Linked DNA regions of Mus musculus: region 2 is linked to region 1. Evidence: chromatin loops called from intact Hi-C (ENCODE). Cell type or tissue: heart. All regions are shown on one strand. Each heading gives the region's core, and the rest is flanking DNA. Links, peaks and the distances in the headings are about the cores only.

What was found. A loop is a pair of places that touch in the nucleus more often than their neighbours do. Peaks named below come from ENCODE experiments on the same cell type or tissue, not always from the same donor. Only the 100,000 strongest peaks of a DNase experiment are listed, where the experiment ranks them.
Region 2: a loop joins it to region 1, with 2.3 times the contacts of the local background. A loop is called at or near these places in 1 of 42 quality-filtered maps.

The regions. Positions count from the first base shown.
Region 1 is chr8:105,222,936-105,228,308 of GRCm38, reverse strand. D230025D16Rik (RIKEN cDNA D230025D16 gene) reads right to left here and starts at 3,122. Exons shown (of 16, transcript NM_145604.3): 1 at 2,823-3,122. The coding sequence starts at 2,886. In heart, for the core only: no CTCF peak of the experiment used is centred there; a DNase peak (open chromatin) is centred at 3,158; H3K4me3 peaks cover 2,309 bases; H3K27ac peaks cover 1,656 bases.
Region 2 is chr8:104,588,353-104,593,725 of GRCm38, reverse strand. Pdp2 (pyruvate dehyrogenase phosphatase catalytic subunit 2) reads right to left here and starts at 2,254. Exons shown (of 2, transcript NM_001024606.2): 1 at 2,131-2,254; 2 at 1-246. The coding sequence starts at 205. In heart, for the core only: no CTCF peak of the experiment used is centred there; a DNase peak (open chromatin) is centred at 2,325; H3K4me3 peaks cover 1,819 bases; H3K27ac peaks cover 1,331 bases.

The sequences.
Region 1 (5,373 bases), core at 114-5,113:
GCTGCGTTCAGCCTCTTGGCTGCCTTCCTGGCCTTTGTATAATGTTGGAAGACCAGGAAAAGACCAGGAACAGAGACAAGAAAACCTAAGTAGAATCTCTGCAAATACCGCGCATGCTTTGACCATTGTGGAATAAAGGCATTGCAATTGAAATAATGGTTTCAGTAAGACTTGCAGAGTATATTGATGTAAAAGCTAGTATCTAGATTTGTTTTTAGTTTTCTGAGACAGAATCTTGTCCATACTAGTCTGGAACTCTACGCAGTCCTCCTGCCTTAGTACCTAGGTACTGACTGGGATTACAGGTCTGAGTCACTATGCTTGGCTTGGATTTGCTTTTGAATATTATCTTTAGAAGGCCTAAAGGCAGTTATAAAGCGTCATTTGAGAAACATCCTCCAGCATTGCCTTGTTGTGCAGAGACAATGGCTTGCTGTATCCAAGATAATATGCAAGTCAGTGGTCTCTGATCACAAATATTGGAATTTGTGTAGGAAATTATCTTATCCTCTGAGAAACTTAGGTTAATGGTGCAGCAGGAGTATAGAAATAGTTCATTTATTATAATGCATGTTATTATAAAGTTTATTTTATTATAACAGATGTGTGGGCTATTGTGAAGAAAGAAGGGACTTGACCTAACCTAGGGGCCCAGAGAAGGGTTGGTATTAACCTACAGAAAGATAGATGAAAGCCAGGAGTGGTGGCACATGCCTTTAATCCCAGGCGGATTTCTGAGTTCAAGGCCAGCCTGGGCTACAGAGTGAGTTCCAGGACAGCAAGGGCTACAAAGAGAAACCCTGTCTCGAAAAACCAAAAACCAAACCAAAACAAAACCCAAAAAACAAACAAACAAAAAGTTCAGGTTTTAAGGGCTGCTAAAATGGCAGTGGGCAAGGGTGCTTGTTGACAAACCTGGTGACCTGAATCTGATCACTAGGATTGGCATGGAGGAGAGAACCAACTCCTGTATGCTGTCCTCTGACTTTCAAATGTGCATGATATTCCCTGATACATTTTTAAATGTATATGGGTATTGTTTGGCCTGGAATGTATCTGTGCACATGACGTGTATGTATGTAATGCCTGTGGAGGCCAGAAGTGGTTCTAGGAATCAAATCATCGTCCTCTGAAAGAGCAGCCAAGACTCCAACTACTAAACTTCCCTCCTGCATAAATAAATGTAAAAATGTACACTTTCGACTGATATTGTGGGTCACTTTGGTACTTGTCACTGGGTTTGATCTCAAGTACTACACAGACCCAGTATGGGGAGAGACACAGAGAGAAATATTTTAAGTTCAAACTCAACTTCAGTTTCACTGGGAATCTGAAACCAGTCTGGGCTAATTGTCTAAAAAACAAACAAGAGAACAAACCCTAACTTCAAAACAGGGATGAAGAAGTAGCAAGTCACCACCAAGGCTCAGGTCTGCCCCCAAGTTCAACTCTCAACCTAGGATTTTTGGCTGATATGAAGACAGTGTTTAAAAAAAAAAAAAAAAAAAAAAAAAAAACAACTATTCAAATTCTTGGTTCTTGCAAATTTGCCAAAAGCCCTGGGTAGTTAGTTATGTTAGTTATAGTTCAGTGTTCTGGAAATTTCCTGACCCCAGCTGATCTCCTGTTTGCACTAAATCAAACAAAGAGATACACAGTCTCAGTAAACCATCTGTAGCTGTGGGTCTTAACCAGTCCTGGGATGTCCAGACTAGGTAGGAGTTGTCCAGGGGAGAAAAAAATGTTAATCAGAAGTCAAACATCATTTGCTTTTCAACCACGCTCTTGATGCCTCATATGAGGTTGAATGGAACATGTTCATAGCAGATTAAATTTTGAGAAGTCTACAGGAACAGGCAGTCTAAGTTCTGAGAACCAAGAGCCCTTGATGAAACTGGCTTTTATAATGGGCAAGAAAGAGGCAGGCAGCCACCAAGCCCCAGCAATCTACCCAGCTAGGTAATTCCAATATGCTGTCTCTATAGACAGAGTCGTCTACATTCAAGGATAAGCCATAAACAAATGGAGCAGCTGACTCAGTCCAAGAGCTCCCAGTAGAGAGACAGAGGTTGAGGCCCACACAAACAAGCAGCAGGAACACCTTTTCCCAGCCCCTTCGCTTAGTGCTGCCACTAAGTAAACACACTGGAGTCACTAAATGCAAATACTCTTGTTCACATACGAAGGCCAACTCTCCCCAAGTGACCTAACTGATTTGTCTACCAAGCCAATGTGTAATTTCCACTTCACTCAATTTCAACTTTTAACTCTGGTATCTGGTATTGCGACACCACACGTTAAGAGTACATTTCAAAAGAGAAGAAAACAAGTCGAGAGTTCCTTTTAGAAAAGCAAGCTCATTCCCCCACCACCCCCATCTGATTGTGAGGCATGAGCTTAGGTTTCCCCCACTCCCCTAAAACCAGAGAGAGACAGATCAGAGACCAGAGTGTTGATTAGGTGTGCTACCTAGTTCTTAACTATTAGAGTCAGCAAAATGGGCATAATACTATCGATATTCAGACTTCAGGGAGTTGTATTAGAGATAAATTCAAAAGAGCAGGACCTTCCCACTCCACTAAGTATTTGGTGTGTACTGGCTATTACTATCATAGAGGTCCAAAGAAGGACCCTGCTGAGACATCGCTGATCCTATGACAGACGGGAGGAGCGGGATTCTAAAGCCCGGAGCCGAAAGACTAAAGGGTGAGAAAAGGCGAAGAACCGCGGGCGCAGGGGCATCTGGGGCAGGAACCAGAAGCGGAAGGGACTAGGGAGAATTAAGGGCCAGCCAACAGGATCCCAAAAGACCCCACACTCACCCAGAGTGAATTCCCATTGCTCGTTCCCCAGAGAGCGTTCAGGCACCACCTCCAGGTCCAGCATTGGGTCGGTTCGCTGGGCCGGGCGGCCTCCCTGCGGCAGCGCAGACAGGACCCGGCCTGAGGAGAGCACGCAGCTGCTGACTGGTCGCTCTCGCCAGCCCGCGGACGTCCGGCTCTCCACTCGGTTCCGGGCGGCGACGGCAGCACGAACACAACAACACACTTCACCTCCCTTCAACCTCCCGGGCAGCAGCCCCGGCAGGAGAGGCTGTAGCAACAGCAGCGCCCAGAGCAACTGCAGCAAAAGTGGCGTGCCGGGCCGTAAAGCGTGGCAAAGGCGGGGCTAAATCATGAAGGCGGGGCTTGAGGCGGAGTCGCGCACGCGCAAACTCTGGATCAGAGGCCAGACCCGCGCGGGTAGAGCTGGAGGGAAGAGCAGCTGCTTTAGAACTTAGGGGCCACATTCCAGAGGTCCTGAAACTGCACAGCGCACCATATATGCCTACGCAAGAAAAGGCACAAGGCGGGAAACATGTCACACAAAAATAAAGTCTTCCGTCTGCACACTTGTCCCACTAATCTGCACTAGGAACAAAACGGACAGGAAGGACCCAGTCCCAGAGACTCACGGCCCCGCGGACCATTATCAAGCTTGTCACGTACTGACGCTGGCTGCCACTGCCTAAATTGTTCAGAAACCTACTCTCCTTGGACCCAGTGGTCTCTGAGCAGGGTCCACCTCAGAGTCGAGGATGTATGAGTCCGTTGGCAAGGGTTAGAGCGAGAGGATTTGAGTTAGAAGGCTGAAGAGTTCCGGGCCAGGTCTCATTTCCAGAAATGCTCAACCTAGGGAATACTTTCTAAGCACAGAGGCTGCCTCCTGCAGCTCCGCCTGGAGTCACCATTGCTGCTTGCCAATGCTTTATGGTAGTGACTAAAGCTCTTAAGTGTTCTGTGCCTCCGTTTCCAGTGAGTAGAAGAGGGGCTCCTCTAGTTATTCAGCCAGAATTTTCGGCTTGCTTGCTCTAGGGCACCCTAAAATTAAAAGGCAGCTGAGGCCTCTTTTGATGACAAGACCTCACACCCTCAGTCTCATTTTATAGACGAATAAATGAGGCACAAGGAGGGTAAAGACTTTACCCAAGCTTCCTTGATCCTAGGCAGCAAAGCTCGATTCCCATTATGTTTCCTAAGGGTAGTATTTAGCAGGGAACTAAGTGACAGACTAAATACTCAAACTGGCTATAAAGAAGCCTAACAGTGGATACGTCACAAAATTTCAAGTCAGTGCTATGGGATTAAACAAAATAAAATAAAAATAGTAGAACGTCTTTGAGAAGCATTGCTGCACGCCAAAACAACTGGGTCACTGGGCTGTCTGTCCAGTGGGAAAGTGGCTGCAGAAACGCTGACGTGTGTAGCTAGCTATGTTTAGAGGCTGGGTGTGCTGATTTGTGCCTGCTTGGAATCCCAGCAGTTGGGAGTGAGGCAGTAAAGAAGTTCAAGGTTAGGCCAGCCTGGTCTACAAAGTGAGCTCAGGACAGCCAGGGCTATACAGAGAAACCCTGTCTCGAAAAACAAAAAACAAAAAACAAACAAACAAAAAAAGAAGTTCAAGGTCGGGCTGGAGAGATGGCTCAGCTGTTTAGAGAAGTCAGTGCTCTTCCAGAGGTCCTGAGTTCAATTCCCAGCAACGACATGGTGGCTCACAACCATCTGTAATGGGATCTGATGCCCTCTTCTGGGGTGTCTGAAGACAGCTGTGGTGTACCCATACACATAAAAACAAGCATAACTTAAAAAAAAAAACGTTCAAGGCCATGCTGGGCTACAAAATGAGTTCAAGGCCAACTTGAGATAAAGTAGACGCTGGCTCAAAACAAAACAAAAGAAGGTGGACCCTTCCCCCACCAACTTTCTAAATTGAATTCTAATGCAAAGCAGAGTAGGAATAGTTATATGCTAACAATAACCAAGCAAGCAAGCACCAAACACTAGCTTTTATTTATGAGGAGGGGAAAGGGTCTGGGTTCTGAATAGGGATGCGGTAGGCTGAGCGGAATCTCAGGAAAAGAAAGACAAAGTCCCAGGCTTCTAAATAGGAAGAAAAACGATTTTTAAAGTTTGGATAAGCCACAAAACTGGGAATAATATTGAAGCAACTCCTAGGAGACTCCCAGTTGGTGTAGTGTGTAGTGATTTCTGTGAATTCAGGATGTTATCTTTGCTTATTTAAATGTGACCCATTCAAATTTTGTCCTAAGTAAAAGAAGCTTTGAGCTGGGTATGGCGGTGCACTCCTTTAATCCCAGCACTCGGGAGGAAGAGGCAGGCAGATTTCTGAGTTTGAGGCCTGTCTGGTCTACAAAGTGAGTTCCAGGAAAGCCAGGTTATACAGAGAAACCCTGTCTCCATAAACAAAAACAAAACAAACAAACAAAACAAAATAAGAAGCTTTGAATAGCCGAAAAGCTATTGGCAGAAGCAACAGAAGCAAATTCCAGGCTAGCCTGATCTACATAGTGAGTTTCAGGAGATCCAAGGCTAC
Region 2 (5,373 bases), core at 164-5,163, 630 kb after region 1:
TGTGTCTGTAGGCTTTCCGCAGGGCAAAGCCACCAGGTGGAGAACCACACTTGAGGGCTGATGATGCCAATGCCGGAGAAAAGGGCCTCCACTTCAGCAGGTTCCTACTCGTGGCAGCCCTTGAGTATAGGCGTCTCCCACCTCGTAAAAGAGCAATACGATTCCTTGCAGAATTGAAGATCCAGTAGGACACAGTACTTGACATTCTGAAACAAGTGGCAGGTGGAGGTGGAGTGTTTTTTCAGCCTGAAATTTCAAGAGTTTATAAAAGCTTCAAAGTTCAAGTTATTAAAAATACTAAACTGCTAGAACATCACTTTTGCTAATGCGCTCTCTGATTTTATAGAGAGCTTCCGGCCTTCCTGCCAGCCAACTTGTGCCTCCTTTTCCTTTCTAAACCGTTCCTCAGGCCAGAGCCTACTATCTACGTCCTTTGTTCAGTCTCCCTTGCAGTATTTAAGTTTTCCCTTTTGTATCTGTTCCCCCAAGGAATCTACCTACCCCATGAATTCCAGTCATGTAGCTGCTGACTAGCGGCTGTCCTGAGTCCAGGCCTGTACCTGGTATACATTATATATATTACATTAATATATTATATATAAATATCATCAATATTATCTCGATATGGTGTTTTTGAAGCCCCACTGACTCTAGCTACTTAGCATACTGTGTCTCACCGGCAATACGTGGTTAGGTTTTGTTTTATTATTGTTGTTTTATTCATCACTGGGGACTGAACACAAGGTCTCTTCTATTTGATCTACCACTGAGCTACATCCCCAGCCCTCTTTCACACTTAGCCTTGAACTTTAGATCCTCCTGCCTCAGATTCCAGGGTAGCTAGAATTAGCCATCAGTTGCTGGTCTCACAGAATTCCTGTGTAATTTGTATTGGTCATTGTTGTTTTGTTTTGAGACAAGGTCTTACTTTGTCACCCTGGCCAGCATGAAATTCACTGTGTAGGTCAAGCTGTCCTCAAAATCAGAGATCTGCCTGCTCTGACGTTCTCAATACCTCATGAGATTAAAAGTGTGTGCACCATGTCAAGATTTCACAACGTTCTGTAAAGACTTAATAAAATACGACACTTCTGAGCCGTCACAGTGCTATCACGCCTTTAATTCCAGAATTCCGGAAGCAAAGGTGAAGAGGCAAGCTGATCTGTGAGTTCAAAGCCAGCCTGATCTACATTGCAGACTGTTACTTTGCTTGACAAAGTAAGCCCATGGGAATGGGGGGGGGGGGTTGAAACTGGGAGTGTGGGTGCACGCCTTTAATCCCAGCACTTAGAAGGAAAAGGCAGGCAGAATTTGAGACCAGGTACACAGAGAAACTGTCTCAAAAATCAACAAAAGGAGGGAGCCACTATTTTTGTCCTTGGGATACATTCTGTACAGATTTTTATATCATTGGGCCAACTACTGTGAACATGATTTCCTATTAAAGGCAATGTTTTCAGTGATAGTACTATTTATGGTTTTTGGCATAAACATTCACAACTACTGGTGACTTGGAGCTTGTTTCCACTAACCTGGTACCAAATTACATGGCATTTGCAGTCACCTTTCCCTTACTTATTTCCAAAACCAGTAGGTCAAAGGGTATAAACGCACTGTCAAACCGATTTCCCAAAGCCAATACCCATCCCGCTGAACTTGGGACAGATGAGGTCGGACAGGGGCAGATGGCCTCAGACGCCCCTTGACCCTGCAGAAAGGACAGGCAGCTGTGCGCAATGAAAACCATTCGCCTCCAATGGGACAGAAAGAATTTAGCACCCCTAAAGAAACCAAGTCTCTTGATTTCTTGGCTGGACCGCAAGGCTCTAAGAAATCCCAGCCCCCGTTTAGTGGCTGAGCCTTGGCTTTCCAAGGTGTAAGAATCCAGTTGCGACGTCCAGCTCACCGGTGCTCCAGTACTAAGGAAGCTGGTGCAGAGAACCGGCTAAGCAGTCGTCTCCTCCACCAGTGCGCGGGCCCACGTGGCGCGTGCGCGCGAGTGGGGTGACCATGACCAGGGGCCAGCTCGTCCCGCCCTCTCACCTCATCCCCCTCTCCGCCCCATCACCTGAGGTACCCGTAAACTAGGCTAGGGAAGGCGTCCGCACCCCGAATCGTCCCCTTCCTTACCTCGTATCCTCGTCCTCTCCTCCCCAGCTGGCGCCGCTGGCACTCGGCGGATCCTCTCGGCTCACTCTGGTCCTGAGCACAGTTCCGCGGTTGCTGCGACTGGGTTTTACTTCCCTGGAGAGGCCCCCAGTCGAGGAACCAGCACCAAAAGAAATATCCCTCCCGCCATTCCTGATTGGCTTATCCTTGGAGGCGGGCCCTTGACGGACATTGAGATTACCCAATGGATGAGGAGGGCAAAAGGAAGGCAGAGGGGCGGGGCCGGGAGGGGCCACCCTGCACTCTACCCCCTGGGGTTACCCGTGGCTTTTGTGCAGCCGCTGCGCCAGTAGGTCGTCACGTGGGGCTCTTCCCCAAGCTTCCCTTATCACCACACCCTGCAAAGCCAGAACCAAGAGACCTCTCCAGTTCTTTACAGTTCATTCTCACATAGATTCCTCCCGGGTTTTGTTCCGTTCCCTCCAAGCCTCTCTCCAAAGTGCCACATCTTTATTATCTTTGGACACCTATCTTGAAGGCTTTATGGACACTCTAGGTTCTACTTGCCCTGACCTTATCTTCCAGTCAAACCTGCTTTTCTTCCTAAACCAGCAATGGCTTCGCCGGCCCCAGAAGACCCAAGTCCAAACACCAGGGTCAATTTGATGCTTCCCTTACTGTCACACACTTTAATCCTGTCATTCCCACCTCCTAAGTCCCTTCCCACCCATCCATTTGCCAATGCCAGACTCCAAAGCCTTTAAGGCCCCCTACTTCCAAATTACACTTAGTCCCAACCGATTTTCCTTCCTTTACAAACAGCTAGAAGGAACCTTCTAATACTCACATTTCTGATCTAAAGAGTTCATTGGCTCCTTACTAACCACCATTTTGAATTCTCAATTACATTGGCCTCTTAGCGACAAGTGATGTTAGCCGCACCTTTACTTGTTGGTAGCTTGGGAGAGCCAGAACCAGAGAGGTCCAGAGCTTTCCCTCCTTGCCTTCTGGTCCTAACAATAGCTGAGTCTGGTCTTCACCTTATAATGTGTGAGTCAGTAGAGTCCTTTCTTGAAGTCAAAGAGAGATAAGAGATAGCAGAAAGGTCTGAGAGTGCTGTCTCTGGAAAGAAAGGCAAGCTGGTTTACCCAAAGTCACGTCTGAGGTAAAAGTGTTCCTGCTGTATTTCTGTGATGTGTCCCCTTACTGGGCCTCAGGCCTCTCAAGGAGGTGGTTGCTTGGGAGTGTTTTGTTTTATTTGTGTTTTTGAGGTAGCATCTCACTAGGTAGCCCTAGCTGGTCTAGAACTAGCTATGTAGAACCGGCTGGTCTCCAATGTACAAAGATCCACCTACTTCTGCCTCCCAAATTCTGGGATTAAAGGCGTTTGCTAAATCCCTGTTTTTGTTCTGGGTTTTGCTTTGGTTTTGTGATACTGAGGATTGAACCTAGAGCCTCCTGAATACTATCAAACACTATCATAGATAGATCTTCGTTACTCTACCCTGTCCCCCTCTCCCCTCCCATCCTACCCTACCCCTTCCCCTTTTTATGCCTTGAGACAGATTCTCACTAAGTTGTCAAAGTCAATCTTGAACTTATGTCCTCCTGCCTCAGCCTCAGAAGTAGCCCTGAGGGTGTTATATAGGTCTGCACCCTGTCTGGAAGTTGTAAATCAGAATTTGTACTAAGTTTCTTCTGGACACTGTGGGGTCTCTTTCAGGCCCATACTAAAAACCAAGTAAGTAAATGGGCAGGAGAGAACAAAGAGGCATGCTTTACTGTGCTGTACTTTTAGTTTGTTTTACAAATACTTTATCTGATTGCATAGAAGGTTATCCTTCAGAACAGGGACAGGAAGTCGCTGCTGCAGTTTGAAATGAATATAATCAACATTTCTCCCTTCCTTTTCCTCCCTCCAAACTCTCATACGCCTCCTTCTTCAAATTCATGGCCTCTTTTTTTCACTAAATGTTACTGCATGCCTCTGTGTGTGTGTGTGTGTGTGTGTGTGTGTGTGTGCGTGCGTGCGTGCGTGCATGCGCGTGCACATTCCTGAATATAATCTGCTCAGTTTGTATGTTACTTGTATGTATGTTTTCAGGACTGACCATTTGACACTAGACAACCAGTTAGTGTCAGGGGAAAACCACCTCTCCCGCTCCCAACTTCCCTCAGTTAACTGAGGCAAGAAGTTTTAGTTGTTCAGCCCACAAATATGATTGGTCCTGAGCTGACTCTTAGATACACACAGATGGCCCCCACCCCGAACATTCTTGAGAAAAGTTATGTCATCCTGCTAAGTCTGAAAACATAGAGTCTTCCTTTCTCTCTTTCTTTTTCTCCCTTTCTTTCTTTCTTCCTTTCTTTTTTCTTTCTTTCTTTTTTTTCTCTTTCTTTCTTTCTTCCTTTCTTTTTTCTCTTTCTTTCTTTCTTCCTTTCTTCTTTCTTTCTTTCTTTCTTTCTTTCTTTCTTTCTTTCCTTTTCTTTTGATAAAACATTTATTTGAGGACCAGGTGTGTTAGTGCACACCTTTAATAACAGCATTCGGGAGGCAGAGGCAGGTAGATCTCTGAGTTGGACACAAAAGGCAGCCAGGGTGGTGCCTTTAATCCCAGAACTCCAAGGTGCTCTGAGTTCAAATCTAGCCTAGTCTACAGAGTGAATTCTAGGACAGTCAGGACTGTAGAGTGAGACCCCCATTTCAAAAACAGACAGACAAACAAACAAACAACAAGAAACTAATGATATATAACCCATTAGGTCCTCACTGGCAGTTTTTACAACGTCCTGTTCCGGACCTCCAAAAAGTGGCGGCAAGCTTTTCAGTCATGGTCTTAGATCTGCAATCATCTTCACTCTTAGGATTAGCACAGCTTCACAGATAGACCAACCTCAACCAGAAGCAGTGACCTCACAGGAATCAGATTGTCACCTTAAAGGACAAGGACTTCCAGCCACCTTACAGAACCAGAACAGAGACAATCAAGCCAACTACAGCCGGACCAGGATTGCTAATGTATGCATACCTCCTGCCTCAGCTCTTCCTCTAGTTCAAGCCTAAGCCAGTGCTCAGCAGATGGACTAAATTTCCAATTTCCATCTTTGCAACATGGCTACATCGATTAAACCCCTATATACCCTTTTACCACCACCCGATTGCTTTGCTTTCTTTTGAATGAGTAGCCAGACCTGAGAAATTGGAACCTCGAGAGTAAGGCCTCTGTACAGTAGGACTTTGCTATGCTTTCGATTTCTAGTAAA